3 separate regions of the Homo sapiens genome follow, and all the other regions are linked to region 1. A link is a loop called in an ENCODE intact Hi-C map of the cell type or tissue named here. Cell type or tissue: PC-9. All regions are shown on one strand. Each heading gives the region's core, and the rest is flanking DNA. Links, peaks and the distances in the headings are about the cores only.

The links. Hi-C counts contacts between places; a loop is a spot of excess contacts. Peaks named below come from ENCODE experiments on the same cell type or tissue, not always from the same donor. Only the 100,000 strongest peaks of a DNase experiment are listed, where the experiment ranks them.
Region 2: a loop joins it to region 1, with 11 times the contacts of the local background. A loop is called at or near these places in 9 of 110 quality-filtered maps.
Region 3: a loop joins it to region 1, with 28 times the contacts of the local background. A loop is called at or near these places in 26 of 110 quality-filtered maps.

What each region holds. Positions count from the first base shown.
Region 1 is chr10:89,215,265-89,221,654 of GRCh38, forward strand. It overlaps LIPA (lipase A, lysosomal acid type), which reads right to left. Exons shown (of 10, transcript NM_000235.4): 9 at 674-745. Among named protein-coding and RNA genes, the nearest start is that of CH25H, 11 kb to the left of the region's middle. In PC-9, for the core only: CTCF peaks have their summits at 2,007, 2,575 (motif pointing left) and 2,774; no DNase peak of the experiment used is centred there; H3K27ac peaks cover 552 bases.
Region 2 is chr10:88,560,744-88,568,827 of GRCh38, forward strand. The region is part of intron 4 of RNLS (renalase, FAD dependent amine oxidase); the gene reads right to left. Among named protein-coding and RNA genes, the nearest start is that of RNLS, 19 kb to the right of the region's middle. In PC-9, for the core only: CTCF peaks have their summits at 4,549 (motif pointing right) and 4,753; no DNase peak of the experiment used is centred there.
Region 3 is chr10:89,559,475-89,567,558 of GRCh38, forward strand. No RefSeq gene overlaps it. Among named protein-coding and RNA genes, the nearest start is that of SLC16A12, 28 kb to the left of the region's middle. In PC-9, for the core only: CTCF peaks have their summits at 4,603 (motif pointing left) and 4,803; no DNase peak of the experiment used is centred there.

The sequences.
Region 1 (6,390 bases), core at 19-5,018:
TAATCGCCACTAGCTGTGGAGCTGCTGCCGTAGGCTGGGCACCAAAATGAATGTTTAATCCCCGGCAAGGAAGGTGTTGTACTCCATAGGTAGTACACTCAAGGCAATAGTGGCTGGAAAGAGTTTGGGGTCATGCCCTCCTACTTCTTCCCTTTGGGTGTAAGACAAGTCACAGAAATTCTCTAAGCCTCACTGTCCTCATGTTTAAGTCAGAGATAATCACGTTTACATCACAGAGATGCTCTGGGAATTAAATTTAAAAAACAGAGCAAAGTGCCTCACACTTCAGTGCATTTAGCATGCTCAAAAATGCTAATTTTATTAGTGCAGGGAAGAGGCTTAAGCAATGTAATCTGGCCAAGGCCCCATAGCTACCAGATAACAGACATAGGACTGTCTGACTCTACAGGCTATGTTCGTGATTACTCTGAGTAATGCATAACAGTGATGATTCTTATTTAGAGCTGGGGAAAGGACAAAGAGAGGAGGCCCAGTCCACAACACCAGCTACAAAGCTTGGATTGTTCTGAATGGACTGATGGAAAACAAACACTAGTCAACTCCTGCAAACATTTCCCACAGCACCTGAGCCTGGCCAGAATCCTGATAGGCCAGGCTGGCTTTCTTGATGAGTTTTCAGGGCCCCCTTTAATGAAAAGACTAAAAACTTTACCTGGTTGTAATGAAAATAATTCTTGGCACTGCTTCCCCAGTCAAAGGCTTGAAACTTTTGGAATTTAACAGCCTAAAAAGAAGATAATTTGGAAAAGAGTTATCTGACACCAAAGTTAGAGATAACATCATAGGTTGCTGGAGCTAGCCACAACCTCGGAAATCAACTTTATACCAATATCCAGATTTACTCTTCATTTCCAAGGCATTATTTTAAATGAGATGGCATGGTTTTGTCCTGCTTTACTGAATGACTCAATTTCTCATTGTATGATTGTTAAGCAGCTACCACCTGACACAAGAAAGCAGCTATGCACATATGCTGTCAATTATACTAGATCAACAGTTGCTCCTGCTAGCGGAACTTTATGCTGACATTTTCTGCTGAAATTTGCATCCTAAGCTTTTTCAAAGAGTTAGTCATTTTACTTGGGAAATAAAGGTAGACAGATAGGTAGCTACATATATATATACATATATATATATATAATAGAGAGAGAGAGAGAGAGATGGATATATATAGATAAAATAATTATAATATACAATTGGCCCTCCATATCCAGTTTTGTATCTGTGGATTCAGCCAAGTGATATTTTGCAGATGGAAAATATTTGGAAAAAAACAATAAAAGATAATAAAACAATAAAAAATACAAATTTTAAAACAGTGTAACACCTACTTACATAGCGTTTACATTGTATTAAGCATCATAAGTAATCTAGAGATGATTTAAAGCATATGAAAGGATATGCATAGGCTATATGCAAATACTACATCATTTTATATAAGGGACTTGAGTATCTGTGAATTTTGGTTTGGGGATGATGTCTGCAGCCAGTCCCCAAAGATACTTGAGGGATGACTGTATATTTTCTATTTACCCATTCTACTTGTCTAGTTATATTAGTCAAATTTTAATGATGGTATTGATTAAACACTTTTTCTTGAGTACTGGTATCAGTATAATCACCAAGTAGTACTGCATGCCAGCACAATTCTAACTAGTTAGGGATACTAGAGCCATGAAATTGAAATTGTATTGAAATTTACATTTATTCATATTTAAAATAGTATAATATAAAATATTAGCAAAATGTCACTTATTTTTAAAATTCAAAATAGTGCAAATCCATATTTCCTCTACACTCTCAAATTAAATGTATGTCAAAAATTAAACACAAAATTGGCAAGCCAAATGAATTTGAAATGGTAAGTTTTGGCCACAAGGTGGCGCCTGGTAAAAAGAAATGCTCAGACATTCTTTGTCAAAACTGCTTTTGATTTATGTGAAGTCTGTTCTAATCAACTGCATACAATTCTACTGTTTGATGTAATAAAAGACAGAGTGAGATGATATACTATAGGGGATTGTTACAGGAGAAATATTTGGCATCTGTTTTTGCCGTTGCAAATGACTGATATTAAATACCTGTGGCATATTTAACAAGCAAAACAAAATTTGGATTCACAGCACCTGTTGGTACATCTGTTCCCCATCTTTGTCAGTGAAAATATATTGATGCAAACTATTCTGCCACTGAACACAGACAGCAGTTCATCACTTTGTCACATGTCCTTCAGCATTCATATGAAGCACCAGCGTGAGCACAGAATACAAAGGTGAAACTTGCCTATAGCTCAGACTGAAGTTCTAAATTTGACTTTGTGCTAAGTCACTTAGGACTTCAAGCTATCCACTTGAAAGGATATTTCAAAAGAAAAGTATTAAGATGATTTCCAGTAACAAAAACCTGGAAATAAGCTAAAGCCCAATTTTAATAAGTAACAATCCCTTGTAGTATATCATCTCGCTCTGTGTTTTATTACATCAAACAGTAGAATTGTATGCAGTTGATAAGAACAGACTTCACATAAACCAAAAGCAGTTTTGAAGAGAATGTCTGGGCATTTCTTTTTACCGGGCGCCACCTTGTGGCCAAAACTTACCATTTCAAATAATAGATATTTGGGTAAATATGTTACATAAATATACACAAGGGGTATGCCACTGTCATAAATATAAATAAAATACAAACAGAAAATGGCTTACAGATAATCTCATAAATAATACTAAGTGGAAAAAAATGAAACCAAATATACACTAAGGTTATACTTCTGTGATAATCATATCACAGAGTATATGTAGATAATGATCAGGAGGAAATGCCTATAGTATTAGGATAAACCGTTTTAAAATGACATTTAAAAATTATATTTAGGTCTTGAATGGTAATAAAAATGTAAACGGGTTCAACTTTTCTAAAGTACAATATGTATTAGAAGTCTTAAAGCTATGCCTACCCTCTCCCTTACTAAGTCTACTGCTATAAATGTATCATCCTAAGAAAACACTCTAACATATAAGGACAGATGATTTATGACTGCAAAACAACTATCACTGCAAAAAACAAAATGATAATAAAATTCAAGCAACAGAAACTGCCCTTTATGACAAATATTTTAAAACTTTAGTTACTGACCCGGAAAGGCATTTTTAATTATGGCAGAGACTGCCACCCATTCCCATTCTTGCCTTCTTCCTTTCAGTAACAGAATCCCTAAAGCTTTCCCTAAGTACATGGCTGCCAAGATAGAAACCACATCCTCATCCTCCTGCGAGCAGCCAGGCTATGGCCATACCGCTCACTTCTAAGCTATCTCCTTCGCACAAAGTCACTTGCCCTGAGCTCCCTCTCCCCTGCCTTCCTGTGAGTTGGAAGAGACATGGAGGTGACCGGGCTGCAACCAGGCAGAAGAGGACAACACCCCGAGGATGGCAGAGCTATAGTATGGAGGGAACTGGGTCCCTGCATGGCCTCATGGAACACAGCCAAAACCCCCTCTATCATCAGTCTGGGCCACCTCTCTCTGAACTTTATTATGAGAAAGAAATAAACTCTTTATTTAGCAGCTGTATTTTGGGGTCTCTAATACAACAGCTTAACTTGTATCTAACAAATATAATGGCATTTCTTTAAATGAAAATTTACATAAAAGCAGATGTAGTATGATCTGACTTTTGTAATGGAAATGATTATATTACAAAACTGTAAGATTATACCAAAATATTAATAGTGGCTATTGCTGGGTGCTAGACATACAAGTCATTTTTCTTTCACTCATGTATTTTCTAAAATTTCATAAAACATATTACATGTTTAACAAAAATTATACTGAATATCCTTTTTACAGTGTTCTTTAAAAGCCTACCAAAAGTATGTTTTTTCCTTTAAAGAAAAAAAAAAGAGCACATCGTAATCATCTAAGGCACTTAACTCAAACATAGATCCCAGGGTCACAGCCCTAGGAATTCAGAGTCTCCACAGGTCTCAGACAGGCCCAAGAACCAGTATTTTTAATAGCACCTTAGGTAGGTCAGAACAACACTGGAAAACTACACTGGGATGGCCTTCTTCAAACAGGTGAGAGTACCTGGGCTCTGGGCAGGGCCAGTGAGAAAGTGAGAAGTAATATCAAGTCTTGGCTCTGGGGAGCTCCGAAATTCATCAGGTTTATAAGGAGAATGGAAAGATGAGTATGCTATATTTAAAATCCCGCTAAAGAACAAGGTATGGAATTTATTAACAAGTTAATCCTAATTATTTAAACAAAAAGTAAACTTCTGAATGGACTGTAAACAAAATGGCCTTTAAGGTCAACCCCAAACTCATACCATAAGAGCCCTCTAATGCCACACCTGAATTCTAGCCCCAGCCTGCCCGGCATCCAGGCCTGCCCAGCTTCCACAGAAGCCTTTTCCTGCACTGCCTCTTGGAGCCTGCAGCCTGCACCAGTGGCAGCCCCTGGCCAACAGCCCAGAGGAGGGAAAGCCAAAGGGAAGATCCGATACAATGGCTGCACAAAGCAACCAACCATTTTACTGACAAAAGATGGTACAGCGGGTAGAAGAGCAAAGGCCCAGGCTGCCTTGTACAGCAAATCTGGGCTTTGCAAATATTCTGGAGGTATATTCCAGGGTAGTTAGAATCTAAAGTCACCAGGTCACAAATGGGGCACAGAGCAGTGCTCTGGCCCTCACCCTGCAGCCTTTGACCCTGGCAAGCTGCTGGATAAGAGGGCTGGAACAAGACCAGTAGCCTAGATGATAGCCGATCCAATGTCTCTACTGCAAACCCCATGCCCAGTGGAGGCCCAAGACACAGAAGGGTGAAGCAACACAGGTCTGTAATATAAAATAGAGTTGGCCTAGGACAGCCTTGGTTTCAACATTCCCAAGGGCCTCTGACATCCCAGGTCTGGTGGCCATTTGTACTTTGCTGAGGCCTGGCGTGTACTGTGTGTGGGCTGCTGGCAGTCACTAAGCTGGTGGGAAAGCTCAGGATCTGCCTCCAGCCAGCTCAGTCACCCTCCATCATCTCTGGGGGTGCAATAACTGATGAGGTGACAGACATTGGGCCTTTTAGGAAAATGTCCATTAGGTAAGAGGTCCTAGGCATCCTCAAAAATGTAGGGGAATTCTAGTGACAGGGTATATGAAGAAAACAAGTGACTATAAGCATAAATGTGACCAAGGAGAAAAGCAGAGACCTGAACCAAGAACGAAAATCCTCAATCTTTGTGAATTTGAGGATTTTTGAAGGTTTGGGGGCATTCCTTAAGTGGTAAGCATGTGCTGTTCAGCACGTCATGAACTATTTGCATTCCAGATGCCCCTCTTTTAGGCCACAACAAACTCTGCCCCTGAGGAACTGACATTTAACTCTCAGCCTTCTAGTTACTATAAAGGACCAGGAGCCTCAGGCCAGGCTCTTCCTAGTTCCTTAGAGACGAGCCCCAGGGAAAGGAGAACTATAGCACTGTTAGAGTTCCTGGGGCAACTGAAGAAGGAGATGAAAGTATCAGGATGTCCCGAACAGGTCTGCTCCCAAACCTGGTGGAGCAAAAGAATCTACCAGGCAGATTTTTTAAAAATGCAGATCCTCAGAAATAAAAAGGAATGAACTACTGACATACACAACATAGGAAAATTTCAAAACAAGTATTCTGAGTGGAAGAAGCCAGACAAAAACAAGTATAAACTGCATGACTGTTCTCATGCAAGCTCTAGAAAATGCAAACTAAGCTACAATGACAGGAAGCAGATCAGTGGGATTGAGGGGAGGGATGGGGGGAGGTATCACAAAGGGGCAGCAGGGACCTTTTAGGATGATGATATATTTGCTGTGTCGATTATGGTGATGGTTTCACAGGTGTATACAAACACTGAAATATATCAAATTGTATACTTTAAATATTCTATGTCACTTATACCTCAATAAAAAATTTTTTTTTAAAATAATAAAACGACTCGGGAGGCTGAGGCAGGAGAATCACATGAAGCTGGGAGGCGGAGGTTGCAGTGAGCCAAGATCGCACCACTACACTCCAGCCTGGCAACAGAGTGAGAGTCCATCTCAAAAAAATAAAATAAAACGAAAAAATAAAAGTACAGATTCTCTAGTCCAAATGATTGGGACACAGGAGTATTTGTTTTATAAGCCTGGATGGTAGCCAATCCAAGAATTCCACTATAATTCCAACTCTCATTACTTTTTTAATGCAATGATTTATTAAATAGTGTACTTTTTAAAGCAATTTGGTGATTCTGATGCAAGCAGTGACTGCCAGGTGTTTGGAAATTACTATTCAAGACACCTACAGTGTCTTGGTTTAGGGCTTAAATGGTGAGTTGTTTCATATTAAAAATGAAGTTAGCT
Region 2 (8,084 bases), core at 1,882-6,881, 650 kb before region 1:
TTAACAGCAACAGAAAGGTTCATAGGAGGCTAAACACTACCCACTGGCCAAAGAAACACACCACACATATGGTCTACATATAGACCATCATGGAGGAACAGGCAAGAGCAGCCAATTGCCCCTCCCTACCACCAAGAAGTCAGTCTTAGAGGCAATCAATGGTTCTGTAAGCTTATAGTTTGTAGATGTTCAGAGATAACACACACACACACACACACACACACACACACATACACACACAGACCCATAATCCACTCTGCTACAACTCTCTAGCACCACAGGTGCCACAGACAGGTCTAGCTGGAGTTTAGGGTAGAGAGAATGAGCTCCAAACTGAGACCGAAGTTTAAACATAAATACAGCGAGTCTTCAAAACCAAAGTGAGACTGTTCTAATGGCCAAAAGTGACCAGAAAGTTATAGCAAAGGACCAAGATGTCATTAAGGAATCCTCTCTAGATAGACATGGAGTTCAACATAGAGACGTTGAGGGCAGTTCTGGGAAAAAATAAAGCTGTCTCATGTTTACAGGTCAAATAGTTCAGACTCCTTAAAAATGACTTAAAACCACAAATTGATTATAATGAAAACAATGACGATATTGCAACACAAGTAAATAAATGGAACAGAACAGATATCCAGAGACAGACTCAAGTATATATGGAATTTAACATACGGCAAATGAGGAATTTCAATTTAGTGGGCAAAAAAATAATCTCTTATTAAATAAATGGTGCTGATATAATGGATTTCACTCTGGAAAGACAAAAAACAAAGCTAGATACCTTTCTCATATTTTATATAAACATATATTCCATATAAAGATTTTAATGTAAAGGATAAAAATTAAAAATATTAGGAATATAATTCAGAATACTTATATGACTTTAGAGTGAGGGAGATAATCCTTAGCAATCAGGAAGTCAAGTATCTATTAAAGAAAAAGACACACTTGACTAAATAAAAATCTTAAGAAATTATTATGGCAAATGAAATAATAAACAAAAGCAAAAGATAAATAAATGCTAGTCTAGGAAATATATGTAGTACTATATTACAAATATTGATATCCTTCATGTGTGAAATGCTCATAAAAAACAAATAATCCACTAGAAAAGTAAGCATAGGACATGACTGGGACATTTCACAGAAGAAAAACTCTAAATGACCAATAAGCTTATGAAAAGAGGCTCAATTTTACTTTTGGTCAAGGGAAATGCAAATTAATGCAAGAGCAATCAACCTGTTTTTACTTATCACTTTGGCAGAAATGTTAAGATTGATAAAAATTTAAAATATCCGGTCCTGATGAGTATATAGGCAAACAGGCATTGTCAAACGTAAGAGTGAGAATCATGACAAACTTTTTGGAAGGTAATATGGCAATACTTATTATAACATACAGGTTTTTTGAGCCAGAAATTTCACTTTGGGGATCTTATCACCCAATATAGCATTAAGAGCATCAGTTTATAAGAATATGTAAACAAGGATGTTTTTCAAGGCATAGCATTTAATAGAGAAAAAAACTGGAAACCACATGAAAGTCCATAGATAAACAAGAGATGAAAGACTAAATTCCAGTACTCCCAAACTAAAAAACTTTATGCAGCTGTTAAATAAAAATAAATCAGATGTTTATCTAAAATAATGTTGAGTAAATAAGCAAAGTGCAAAACAATAATTTTAGAAGGCACGCACAGTCATCCAAAGCTTTATATGGTTGGAACAAAGTGTGGAAGGGCACTCACTGAACTGTTAACATCAGTTAGCTCTGGGGAATGGAAAGGAGGGCAGGGCCAGGAATAAATAGGTTTGTAAGGAATAAGAAGAGAACCATGAATGAAATGACAATTTGTTGGGCATTCTATGAATAGACTGTGTGGGAAGGAATAAAGAGATACTTGATAAAACCAGCAAAAATTTAAAAATAGAAAAAAGTAAATAGTAGGCACCAATGAAAAGGATAAAAACAACATAGTACTTACCCCAATAAATGTAAAAGGGTTGAACTCATCTATCAAAAGAAAAAAATAAATAGTAGATACCAACGGAAAAGATAACAACACAGCAGTTATCTCAATAAATATAAAAGGGTTAAACTCTCCTATTGAAAGAAAGAGATTTTTCATGCTGGATTTAAAAACTCAGGTAGGTATATTGTTCTCTGGAAACATCTAAAACCAAGTAACCATAAATCAACAAAAGTGATCTTATTCACAATCTCCATAAATATTATAAAATATTTCTTAACATGCCTAATAAGTAATGTGTAAGATCTTATGATAAAAGCTATAAAATTTTACTGAGGACATTAAAAATACCTAAATAAGTGGAGAAATGTTTCATTTTCTTAGATGAGAAGATGATCTATTATAAAGATGCCAATTCTTCCTAAACTAATGCAGTGTAATTGAGTGTAATTCAAATCAATATTCCAACAGGAGTTTTTAATGAAACCTGATTCTAAAGTACACTCAGAGAAATAAAAAATAGATTAGCTAAGAAAAAACAGGACAAAAATCAAGCGGGCTTTATTCTACTCTACATCAACATAACTGTTTCCATAGGAAAAGAGTTTAGTGAAAAGAATCTTTATTTCATATTGGCAGTATTAAAGCCACACTTTGTTATACTGTAAATCTCCTAAATGCCCATCAAACTGGTTTACTACATTAAGGTAAATCAAAAGACGAGAGCACTACACAGTAAAAATAATGATGCACATGAATATTCACTGGCACTGAAAAGATACTCTTAATATACTGTAATATAGTTTTGAAAAATCCACTGAACAATTTCACATATCTTAAGTATAGCATTAAGGTCCAAGTTGATGATTAGATAGCTGAAGCCAGAGAATGTAGCCAGAGGTTGGAAAGAACAGAGTGACAGGAGGATGTGAGAAGCTTTGTTTTGCGTACCAGAGCATTATGTGAGGAAAGGAGTGGGATGGTATACAGGTCACCACTGAGAAAGCAGTTATTGAGTATCCCTGGAAAGTTAGAAAGGTACCCCCAAGATCTTTATTTTAATAGTTCATTTAAAAACCTAGCATCTATAAATGTACTGGAACTTTCAGAAACTATTATACTGGATGAACAAGTGCTATAATTTTTAAATGTAAGCAAAATTATTCAGTCAAATAATGTCTTATTAATTGAAAACTTTTCTACATTGAAATAAAGTAGCATTTCCTTAATTTGTGGTTGTATTTTAGAATTTTAAAAACAATTCCATGTTCTCCTAAATTATAATTAAACATACATATGCATATCTGTTCTATATCTGCATCTATTGGCATTGTAGATCTGTGAAGCTCTATATTTCTAGATAAAGAAATTTTATTTCTGTTATTCATATATTCACATATGGATGTGATCCTTTGGTTATTAGAGTTTGCCTTCTTGAGATCTTCTCCGCTTTTATTACATCTTTGCTATCACACAGCAACTAGAAATTAAAAAATTTACAAGGATAAATTATTTAGGGAAAACAAACTCCTTTCCCCATCCTCCAATCTAGGAAAGAGAAGCTCAACATTGTGTTTTGAAAGGTTGTGATGACTGCAAATACACACACACACACACACACACACACACACATGCACACACACACATGAGAAAGTAAAGCATCTTTCTCTTGCAGGATCTTAAGGTGGATTAAACTGGTGAATCCCTGAAAATCAGAGGGTGGGGGGTGGAGATGAGTGCTATAACTAGAAGTAAAACTAGGAGGAGAGATTAGGAATTCCTGAATCTAATGTTTAAGGGTCAGGGGTTTGAGGAATTTCTGTGCATGGTAGAGAGGAAGATCAAGTACACATGGAAGAGCTATGCATAACAGTGGTTAAGAGTACAAGCTCTGGAGTCATTTTACTGAGGTTCACATCTCAGTTTCACCAAGAATTGAGACAATAATAATGCCTAGCATTACTTTGAGGATTAAGTGATATAATCTTTGTAATAAGAATATAGAGAAAGTAGCACTATTATAGAATCAGAAAGTAAATCATAAGAGGGTCACAATATGATACATGAGGTTTCTCTATTCTCCCAGCTGGGAGGAAGTTTAATAAATGTAATAAATAATTGCCAAATGAAAAAACAATTACATCTGCTTCTTCCATAAGAAGCAAAATAGAGAGAGTTGGATGACAGAAAATCCAGACCACTCTATAATGTAAAGGGAATTCTTTCACATAAGATATGATACTTATGTTAATCCTAAAGGCTACATATGATTAGAAAGAGAGAGAAAGAGAATGAGAATGAGAAGAAAAACACAGGAAGCTACAGACGTGGCTGTTCATAGTCTGTACAAATGTGAAACATGTAGTACATTCCTAATTCTGTCACTCATTAATCAAGCACTTTTTGGTAAGTTATGTAATTCTAATGGGCCTAAATTTATTTCCCTGTGATATGCAGTTTTGTGAATATTATAGTTATAGTGTTATTCTATGTTTCTGTCATTTTCACAGTCCTCTCTAGTTTAGATTCTAAGGGGAACTACAATATATATTTCACACACTAGATGGCAATATATGGCTTTGTAAGTGGATGTCTTTTTCACAGAAGCCTAAGACGTCTAATAATCAAATAAGAGCTGATTTTTCTCCAGAAAACACAGAGAGAAGGGTAGACATTAACCAATTCTTCATACTGAGGTCATGTTTTAATCCCTTTGATTTGACCCACAGATGTTAAAGGATCTTGTGGGGACATTCTAGTTTAAGTCTTTAGTGCCAGAGAGAATTATTTCATAACAATGAATTAAACACAAAATGATTTCCATGGGGGTCCAATTCTGAATTGAGTCAGCTCAATATAACATCCAAAGACCCTCATCCTCAGTCAAATATACCAAGTCAATTATTCTTAAACTTTTTCATCATAAAGAGCCTACATATGGCACAATACTCCTCCACTAAAAAAAAAGGAAAGAAGATCTATTTCTTTTCAGCATGATACATTTTTTTAAAACAGTGTCAACGTTATCTTTCTTTTTTTTTTTTTTTTTTTTTGAGAGGGAGTCTCGCTCTGTCACCAGGCTGGAGTGCAGTGGCGTGATCTTGGCTCACTGCAACCTCCGCCTCCCAGGTTCAAGCGATTCTCCTGCCTCAGCCTCCTGAGTAGCTGGGACTACAGGCGCACTCCACCACACCCAGCTAATTTTTGTATTTTTGGTAGAGATGGGTTTCATCATGTTGGCCAGGATGGTCTCGATCTCTTGACCTCGTGATCCGCCCACCTCAGACTCCCAAAGTGTTGGGATTACAGGCAGAAGCCACCGCGCCCGGCCAATATCATTTTTTATAATAAGAGTAAACTATTCTTATTTTTAAAGTTATGATTATTCAAAAAATCGTAAAGAAGAAAATGAAAATCATATCTGAGCAATAGCCAATGTTAATGTTTGTCAAATTATTTCTGATTCATGAAAAAATATATAAATACATACTTTAATCTTCTTTCCAAGTTAAAAATATTTATAAATATTTCTGTTAATAAATATATTATTATATTAGTGGTCACTACCATTCTATTTTTCATGGGTATATATTTACAAAATGTACACAGGAAGTGTTCTGAGAACACATACCTTAACTGAAAAGTCTGGTCTTGCCCCACAACACTATTTTTCACAAAATTGACAGAATTGGTCCCATTTAAAGATGAGTAATGATTAACAAGAGACATATGCAGAGAAAAGGAGAAAGACAACAGAACAGAAAAGAACAGAACCTAAGAAATGAGCTGATGAAAAATACATATCAGAAAAATTTTGCCAGGAAGCAAATTAGTTCAACAAACACTCGGGCATTAGTTCAGTAACAGTAAAAGAATACAGGACCTCTTTGAAACAATACCTCAAGGAAGGGGCCAAAAGGAACTCTTGAAAATTACATGGATGACATGGAGAAAAGGCTAGAAAAAAAGTAATGCAAAGATCAAAGTTGAAAGTGAGTTAAAAGAAAACAGAAGCTTTGAGAGGGAGATACTTTAAGCTTTTGTAGATACTCTGAGATCATAATAAATGAAACAAATAAATCTTCCAATAAGTATTAGAAGGAAACTTACCTAAATAAGAGAAGAGCTGAATGTTCAAGGCAAAAGTGGACAACATAGCCCATGAAAAATGAACACAAAACTAGTAACAATAAGATATATACTTATGAAATTACTGGGCTCAAAGATAAAAAATATAAAAGAGATGGCTCTAAAGTAAAATATCCCTGAAAGGTTTAGAGGAAAAAGCATACACCAGAAAAAAGAAAATAAAAGAGAGAACATTTCATTTATAAAAGTTTATTTGAAAGCAAAATAAAATTAAAATGAAACTAAAGAGAGAACTTTTTAAGTCAAAGGATATAATTTTAATGAGGGTCTAGTACAAATCAAATAAAATCATAAAGCAAAAATTGCCACAAAAAAACCCAGGAAAGACAGAAAGAAAAGTAATAATAGTAGGTGAGTTAAGTTATCTTTCTCAGCCAAACACAGCTCAAGTGCACACACAAAATATAAGATGTAAAAAGAGCTAAATAAAATTATTAATTAGCAAGCCCTTAAACACATTTAGGAGACAGTCTATGACACGGTGTTGCTTTAGATGTCACTAATACAAATATTGAGAAATACTTTCAAAATGTAATGTTAAAGGATCTCTCTTGATATACAAAACTATGCAGTTTTTAAATATTGGAGTATGTAATTTACAGCACAAATGAATGTCCTGACTGATGGCTACACTGTATTTTTATAAAATGTTATAGTATGTTATTAAAACAATCTCAAAATCAATCCAATTATTGCCAACCTCCATGGCAATAAATTATCCTACTTTAAATGTCATTGGCAACAAACTAGAAGTAGATTCATGAAGAGATCATTCAAATTAGTCTCCCACTTTGCCTACAGGCATCTAATAAATATTCCAATTTCTTCTATATTATTATCACACACTGTACTAGAAAATAAGCTATATTATTTCTGCATAGTAGAAATGATACTCAAGGAAAAAAATGCTTTCAAAATTTAACAGCAGCTATACCCTTCCTCAGAAAACAATTTCTTCTATAGTTCTAAATCTAAGATCTATAAAACATATTTATTACCAGTTTTCTTTCTATTAGTGGCATAAAAAGCCATTTCTCTATCAAAACCAAGGTCAATGTTAGCTGTGCAACAAAGTCAAAAGCTACAGGCATATCAATACCCACTGCCATCCCACAGCCCTGAAGCCTTGTCCACCACGACCAGACTCTGTTATAGCTCATGGGCTTCAGGAAAGATGAGGTACCCTCTACAATTCAATGACTTGACGGGCCAGGGTCAGTGAGCCATGATGAAAGCAGGAGAAAATAAGTGAAATCTGTGCAGATACTGACAAAACAGAGCCACAAAAAAGTAAGAACATGCCATATTTTGTTTTCTGTTCCTGCATTAATTTGCTAAGGATGAGGGCCTCCAGCTCCATCATGACCTTTTATCTGGAATCCAGGTAATAGGGAAATCTATAGGGACAGATAGTAGATTAATGATTGCTTAGGGCTGGGGGCAGGGATGGGGATGGAGGGATGGGGGTGATAGCTAAAGGGGACAGAATTTCTTTTTGAGGTGATAAAAAATTCCAAAATTTACTAATTACAGACATTGATAATGGTTGCCTATATCAGTTATTATACTAAAAACCACTGAATTGTACATTTTAGATAGGTGAATTGTATGGTATGTGACTTATAATCTTAAAGCTATTTTTTTGTGTGTGTCGTTGTTGTTTTGTTTTGTTTTAAGAGGTGTGTCTTAGGGGTTGAGGAAGAAGTCAGGGAAGAGGTGAGCCAAGAGGTCCCAAGCAGGGAAGAGCATAAGACAGAGACTCAAGAGTAATCCAAGATGAGATGTCGCATGGGTTCATATAATCAATATACGCAAAGCAAAGGTGCAAATGTGAGGAAAAGAGATACAAATTGTTTGGACAGGCTGATGCTTTATGACAGCAGTTCTCAACCCTGGCTGCACAGTAGCATTACTTGTTTACAAGGCGAGTCACTTTTTGAAGATACATTCGTTGCTCTGTTCC
Region 3 (8,084 bases), core at 1,882-6,881, 350 kb after region 1:
TTAGACAAGCATGCCCTCGTAGCACCTTGTCACCCTATGCACAACCCTATCCTAGTGTCTATTGCATTGCATTGTAGCTGGTGCTTTACTTCTCTACCTTGCCCACCAGACAGCAAGCCTCTTGAGGACAAGAAAGCTTTTTCTTTCTGTCTCGGTATCCATAGTACTTAAATACTTATATAGACACAACAGATAATTAGGAAATGTTTACTGAATGAATAAATAGCATTGGCAATCACTCATAAAAACGCCAAGTCAGATTTTAGTACCCCCTTAGCATACTTGCACATGATACCTACTAGCAATCCTGAAGGGTCACTAGATGCCAGGCAATGCACTGAATTAGGCGGTTGTTGGTTACTATTCATTATCTTCCAACAACCCTACAAATTAGATGTTATTATTCCCATCTTTAAATGTAAGAAAAATAAAATTGGGCAGGTTAAATAGCATATGTCACCACCTAGACCCAGGATTTTAATTTAGTCTCTCTAAATCCCAAACTACACCAAGCTGTAAGTCAGAAAAATGTAAATGAGGAACAGCTTATGGTACACTTAAAAAAATTATTTGATAAAAATCTGTTAGAGATTTACAGAAAACTTTTCACACTGTATTTACATTGCTTGACTTCATTATGGATTTTCAAGGAAGAATGATTGAAGGCCAACTCAATCATTCAGCCACAGTGAAGAGTTTGGCATAATTTGAAACAAAGGAATACATATGGGAAGCATCTAGAACTGAGTGAAATGGTGGCAAAGAAGACATGGACCTATACAAATATTACTAATTGGGAAAACACTTATAAACCACTGTAGGGTTTCTACATTGTTGAATGCTATCCCAATTTTTTAATACATGACATAGAACAATATTTACATACATGTACACTGAAAATAGATCCAAAGGGTATAAAACAAAATGTTTTGGTTATTTCTGAGTTATATAATTTTTTTTTCTGTGCTTGTCCACATTTACTAAAATCTCCACAATTAAAAAAAAAAAAATCCATGATGAGCTGGGAGTCGTGGCGCACACCTGTGGTCCCAGCTACTTGAGAGGCTGAGGAAAGATGATCACTTTGGCCCGGGAATTTGAGGCCAGCCTGGGCAATATAGCGAGACCCCATCTTTAAAAATTAAAAAAGTAAAAAAATAAAAAGTTTGTAATAAAACTTATAACAAGAAAATGAACCTAGTTAAAAAATAAAAAGAAGATCTGAATAGACACTTCACCAAAAATGATATACAGATAGCAAATAAGGCATTGAAAAGACGCTTGATATCACATGTTGTTAGGGAATTGCATATTAAAACAATGAGATACCACTACATACCTATTAGAATGGCTAAAATCCAAAACTCTAACAGCATCAAATACTGACAAATGTGAAGTAATAGCTCTCATTCATTGCAAAGTGCAAAATCGTACAGCCACTTTGGAAGATAGCTTGTCAGTTTCTTACAAAACTAAACATACTCTTACCATATAATCCAGCAGTTGCACCCCCTGGTATTTACTCAAATTAATCAAAAATTTATGTCCACACAAAATCCTGCACATGGATGTTTATAGCAACTTTACTCATAATTGCCCAAACCTGGAAGCAACCAAGATGTCCTTCAATAGGTGACTGGATAAATTGTGGTACATCAAGACAATGAAATATTATTCAACACTAAGAATAAATAAATTGTCAAGTCATGAAAAGACATGGAGGAAACTCGATGCACATTACTAAGCAAAAGAAGTCAATCAGGGGAGGCCCAGGTGGGCGGATCATGAGGTCAAGAGATTGAGACCATCCTGACCAACATGGCGAAACCCCCTCACTACTAAAAATACAAAACTTAGCTGGGCATGGTGGTGTGTGCCTGTGGTCCCAGCTACTCAGGAGGCTGAGGCAAGAGAATTGCTTGAAACCGGGAGGCAGAGGTTGCAGTGAGCCAAGATTGCGCCACTGCACTCCAGCCTGGCGAGAGTGCGAGACTCCAACTCAAAAAAAAAAAAAAAGTCAATCGGAAAAGACTACATACTGTGTGATTCCAACTACATGATATTTTGGAAAAGGTGAAATTACAAAGAGAGGAAAAAGATTAGTGGTTGCCAGGGCTTAAGGGGAGGGAGGGATAAATAGGTGAAGCACAGGGCATTTTTAGGGCAAGGAAACTGTTCTGTATGATGCTCTAATGACAGATACATGACAGATACAGATACATTATATATTTGTCCAAACCTGTAGAACATACAACACCAAGAAGGAACTCTAATGTGGGTGGGTGGACTTTGGGTGATAATGATGTGTCAGTGTAGGCTCATCAATTGCAACAAATGTACTACTCAGGTGGGGAATCCTGGTGGTGGGGGAGGCTCTTGGGAGAAGGAATATGCAAGACTCTTTGTACTTTGCACTCAATTTTACTGTGGACCTAAAATGCTCTTTTAAAAAAAATCTATTAAGTGTGTTTTAAGTTCATGATGAAGAAGTCTGGTAGTTAAATCTTGCAGAATGCAATCCAAGAGCTCTCATGCTTGCTTGTATTCCTTACCATTCTGGGAACAGAAATATTCGTGATAACAATGTGCAGGTGACAGCAACTTCAAGACATGCAGGAGAGTATGCTTCAGGATTTCAGTATTTGGAAAGGACAAGTAAGTAATCCTCTTAGAGAAAAAGATTTAGAAAACTACCTCATCTGACTTCAGACTTCAGCATAAACTAGTAATCTTAACAAATCAGCTGGCTAGGATGGATGGAGAACAAAGATACATAGACATTTCCCATTATTTCTGTAAACCAGAAAGTGTCGGAGACAGGTCTCAATCAATTTAGAAAGATTATTTTGCTAAGGTTAAGGACGTGTGCCCTGGAAGCAGGTTTGTGCCTTTCTCCAAAGATGATTTTGAGGGCTTCAGTATTTAAAGGGGAAAGAGGAAGATATTTTTTAAAAGGTATGGGTAGGTAAAAGACAAATGGTTTTATTATTTTGAGTCTTTGATCAGCCTTTCACCAAATACACAATTTACATGTGAAAGAAGGGTAGAGGAATAGTCACTTAAGCCTTTTTCTAGCTCGGTGAAACTGCATTTTTACACCAGAGAAAGCCATCAGATATGCATTTGTCATTTGTCTCAGGTAAGCAGAGGACTTACTTACAGTTCTATCCTTTGTGAAGATAAGCTTTTGTGTTCTAGCCTTCACACCTGGGAAGATAAGCTATCAATTTACATTGTCAGGGTAACATTCAACAGAACCATTTTAGGATAAATGGGGGCCCATAAGGAATTTCCTAGTGGGCCAATTGTGAGGGAGGTGTGTAGCTTTTTAAAAATCTTTGAAGCTATCTTATTTAGGAATAAAATGGGAGGCAGTTTTGCCTGACACAGTTACCAGCTTGACTTTTCCCTTTGGCTAAGTGATTTTGGAGTTCCAAGATTTATTTTCATTTTAACAGTTCATAAGATCACCAAAAATGTTTTATTTAACATCAGAACGAAGATAGTGAATAAGAGTACAGAGTTAGAAGAAAGAATTCCACACATCCCTAAATTTGGACAGTTCTCAAAAGGTTTTAACTACTCATGATTCTCTGCAAGACCACTTGGTTACAGCATTCCTATTAGGGAGCTTTGAGCAGAGGACGGTCTTTCCTTCAAGGCCTCACCACCCTAAATCCTATGCCTTAAGACCATCAAAGGGTTGGAATGTGCAATTTTACCTTGTCTGTTATTGAGAACTTGTCTATCTGGGTAATATTAATAATACTTAATATTTTATGGAATATATACATTTGCCATATATTGTTCTATTTATTTTCCTTGCGGTCACCATTTAGTTTGCGTAACGACCCAGTGAGGTGAACATAACATTATCTCATTTCACAAGTAAGGAACCAAGGTCCAGAAAGATTACTGTGTTACTAGGTATCAGTTTGTAATCCAGAAGACAGTTTGACTACTGTGTCATGCTGTCTCTTAATGACAACAGCTAGCTCCAGGGCCTCCAGAAATCGTTCCACAGGTTGTTCATTGGGCAAGTTTGCCACCCAAGAGTGTGTGTGTGGACACACATCTAATCCCCACTCAGCTTGCCAAACTGCCAGCCTACAGGGCTGCATCTGCCTGGTCTTTACCTAATTAGCCCAAAAGTGCTGCAAGCCAGGTACTGAATTGACAACTTTGTGTGCATTATAACATTTCATCCAGGTGTCCCCATGTCTCCACCATCTTGCTTTCAAGGTCCCAGTACTTCCTACACAATGCAAAGAAATCTGTATTGCTTATATTTTGAGAAATTTACATCATTTGAATTATTTGTAAACCTCATTATGAATACCACCTCTTTGGTTTTATCTGTCAAAGAATGCCTACAGATGCTAATTTATTGGGCAACTTTAAAAATTGCCCAATTTTTAAATTTTTAAAAGTTTTAAATTTTTAATTTTCAAATTTAAATTTAAAATTAAAAATTTTTAATTTTCAAATTGAACTGATATAATTTCATAGTTTAGTTTGGTTAATTTCACTAACCAGTATGGGCAATGACCAGGAAATTCCCAGGAAAGTAATGCCATCTAGCGGTAAAATCAGGGCAGATGTAATATACCTGCAATAAATGACAAAATTACAGAACAATTACTCAGACATAAAAAGAAAGGCAACACTGACACCTGCTCAATGTGGATGAACCTTAAAAACATTGTTATAAGCAAAAGAAGCCAGACACAAAAAGTTACATAACATATGATTCCATTTACATGAAACATCCAGAATAGATAAATCCACCATGACAGAAAGCAGATTGGTGCTTGCCAGGGGCTGTGTGAAGGGGGAAATGTGGAGTCAATGCTAAAGGGCATGTTTTCTTTTGGGTGACAAAAAAGTTTTGAAAGTAGATGCTTTAAATGTTCTAGATGTTGTACGAGATTGTGAATGTACTAGATGCCACTGAATTGTTTGCTTTAAGCACAATAATTCTATAGGCACATTACTTTGTAATATTCATATTTACACAAAACATATAATAAACCATATTTGTCCTGCCGTATATTAACTAAGGCAATGTTCTAGGCACTACAAAAAAAAAGACAAAGCTGTAAAAATCAGTTTCTGTTTGTAAAATATGTAACTGAATGGCGAAAAGTTGTACATTTAAATAATAGTACTAGAAGGTAGAAGGTGGTAAGTGGCACAGAGGAGATAAAAGATAATTATTCTGGTCAACTGGAGATGGATGACAACACTTCACAGACGGGGTTCAGGAAGGGTGGTCACACAGGAAAGATTCCAGGAGAAGTGGTTTCTGATCTGGAGCTTAATGGTAAACAACACACCATGTGGAGAATCTCAGCTTAAATTTAAATGCCGAGGCATCAAGCCCAACAAACACAACAGTGTGCATCTTTCTGATGCCTGTTCTAGCAGTGAGATCCAGGCACCAGGCTGCCTGAGAGGCAGCACCCACCTCGAGGGCACTAGGCAAATCCCTGCAAGTGAATTCCCACCACGTTGCTTTGAGAGCTAGGGGTAATCTGTGGAGTCTTTCCATGCAGAAGAATTCAAAATGAATTGTGCAAGTCGGCGCCTAACTCCCTACTCCTTAAGTGTAAGCTGTGCGTAGTGACTTCCCTCCAAAGAACACAGTATGGAAAGAGGAGAAAAAATAGAAACTTTACTTTGGAGAAACTTGATAAATACTAACTCTGCCAGGTTGACAAGGTCAACATCATTAGTGATAAGTCAGCTTGATAGTTTGTACCCTTGACAAGTGACAAGAATGTCACTTCTGTGGTCTTCCTCCACAAAATTCATAAGTCTAACTTAATCATGAGAAAACATTAGACAAATCCCAACTGAGGGACATTCTACTAAATGCTTGCTCAGTACTTCTCAAAACTGTCAAAGTCATCAAAAACAAGAAAAGTCTGAGAAACTCTCACAGCCAAGAGGTGTCTAAGAAGACACGATAATTAAATGTACTGTGGTTTCCTGGATGAGATTTTGGAACAGAAAGAGGACATTAGGTAAAACCTACTGAAATTTGAATAAAGAATTCACTTTAGTTAATAATAATGTATTAAATTTTTCCATTAATTGCAACAAATATACCATGCTAATGTAAGATGGTCGAAGGAACTGGTGCAGCTTTTAAGGAACTCTACTATCTTCACATTTCTTTTCTAAATCTAAAACCGTTTTAAATAAACAATATTTCAAAAAATATATAAACACAAAATAAAAGCATAGATTTGTGTTAAATTCCATGCATTTAAAGAAATATAATTAACATAAAGAACACATATACCTAAGCCCATCTTAATTTCTTGGCATATAAAACCACTTTGTATTCACCTCCTAACCCTTTGTCCTCTCATAACCTTATCTTGAACTTCATATGCATTAATCCTATGTATATTATATATCCTATGTGTATTATATGTTTCCAATATGTAAGTATGTATCCATAACCATTTTATAAAGTATTACATATTTCCATGAATACCTATAACCGCAAGTGAATAGAAAAAATTTGGAAACATATTTGTTACACTGACAGCAGTGCTTACTTCAGGGAAGATGGAGAGTAGAATGAGTAAAGTGGAACTCTCCTTTGACATCTTATTACTGATATGTTTCAAGGACATTGCGTTATTTTACAACGTTTACATCGGCAAAACATAAATATAAAGAAACGTGGTTGGGTCACATCATCCTTCTGCTCCAAAAACCTTTTATAAGTTTTCTTCATCTTGCACAGTGCCCTGCAGCCAGAAACTCTCAATTAATGTTTACGCATGCCAAAATTTTATGAGCACTTACCTTAAGCATTCTTTCCTGCCCATTAATCCAGTGGTTCTTAACCCTGATTGCATATTACAATCACTTGAGGAGATTTTAAAAAACAAAAAAACAAAAAACAACAAAAAAAACATACTGACGACCTGGCTTCTCTCTCGACAAATTAATTGGAATCTCTGCAGGTAGGGTCAAGGGATCTGCATTTTCACAAGCCCCTCAAGTGGCTTCTATGCTCTTTAAAGGCCATATCACAGACCAAAAATTTAAGCAGGCTTAACTTACCACTTGACGGAAGCCATCTGGATGGTTCTTGGTCTCATTAGCAAAATAAGTATCCTGTGTTGTGAGAAAACTACTGATTGCCAAATGGAAATAACTGCTTGAAAAATTCAACAACGTTTATTTTTGTAGTAAATACAATCTTGTAGATAGAAAGCATGTGTCCAGGTAAAATATTTGTCAAGCCCTTTGAATTGTAGCAAGTGCTTAATAGGCTCTCAAGAAATATCTATTGGATGAATGGTTGAATAAATAAGTGAGCAAAAAATTTACCAGGGAACCCAAGTAAGCTAACGAAAGTCTAACTGATGGAAACATCATTTGTTCAAGATTTACTGAGTACCTACTATGTGCCAGGCCCTGTACTAAATCCTAGAGTCATTGAGTTTCCACTAAGACACACATTTTTTGGTTTTTAGTAGCTGAAATTGAGGAGAGAAATACTGGCAACATGCATATTGCCTGTAAACATTTCCCTATTCTTCTAATCTTTTTTTATGAGGAAAATGAATTGTCTTAGTATGGGAATATGCGCCAATACTGTCTCTAAAGAGTGAGAAAATAACATAAACATCCCAATGAGAGGATAGAATAGCTGAAAGAGGGTGGGAAGCTGGAAGAGAATGTCACGAAGCAGAATCCTAACATCTGACCTCCAGCCTGGGGTTAGATATTTGGCAGCTTACGCTCCCTCTCCTAAAGAGCTGTACATGTCTTTGGAGCATTAATTCTGAATTAGCATTCCAAGCTTTCTGTGTGCTTCACTAAGGACCAGGCAAAAGAGGATAAATTATATTTAAGTCCCCTCAAACTTCAAATCAGCAACATTTTAAGAAAATTCAAATAGACTACTTTTTTCATTAATATACAGTGACCGTGTGCTCCTGCCATCTATTTTAAATTACAAGTGCTACAATGGCTACATATTCTTAAAAAAATATTTGAACCAGCTGCCAAGATGAGGTTTTATTAATAGCACATTTTTTAATGCATATAGTTTTAAA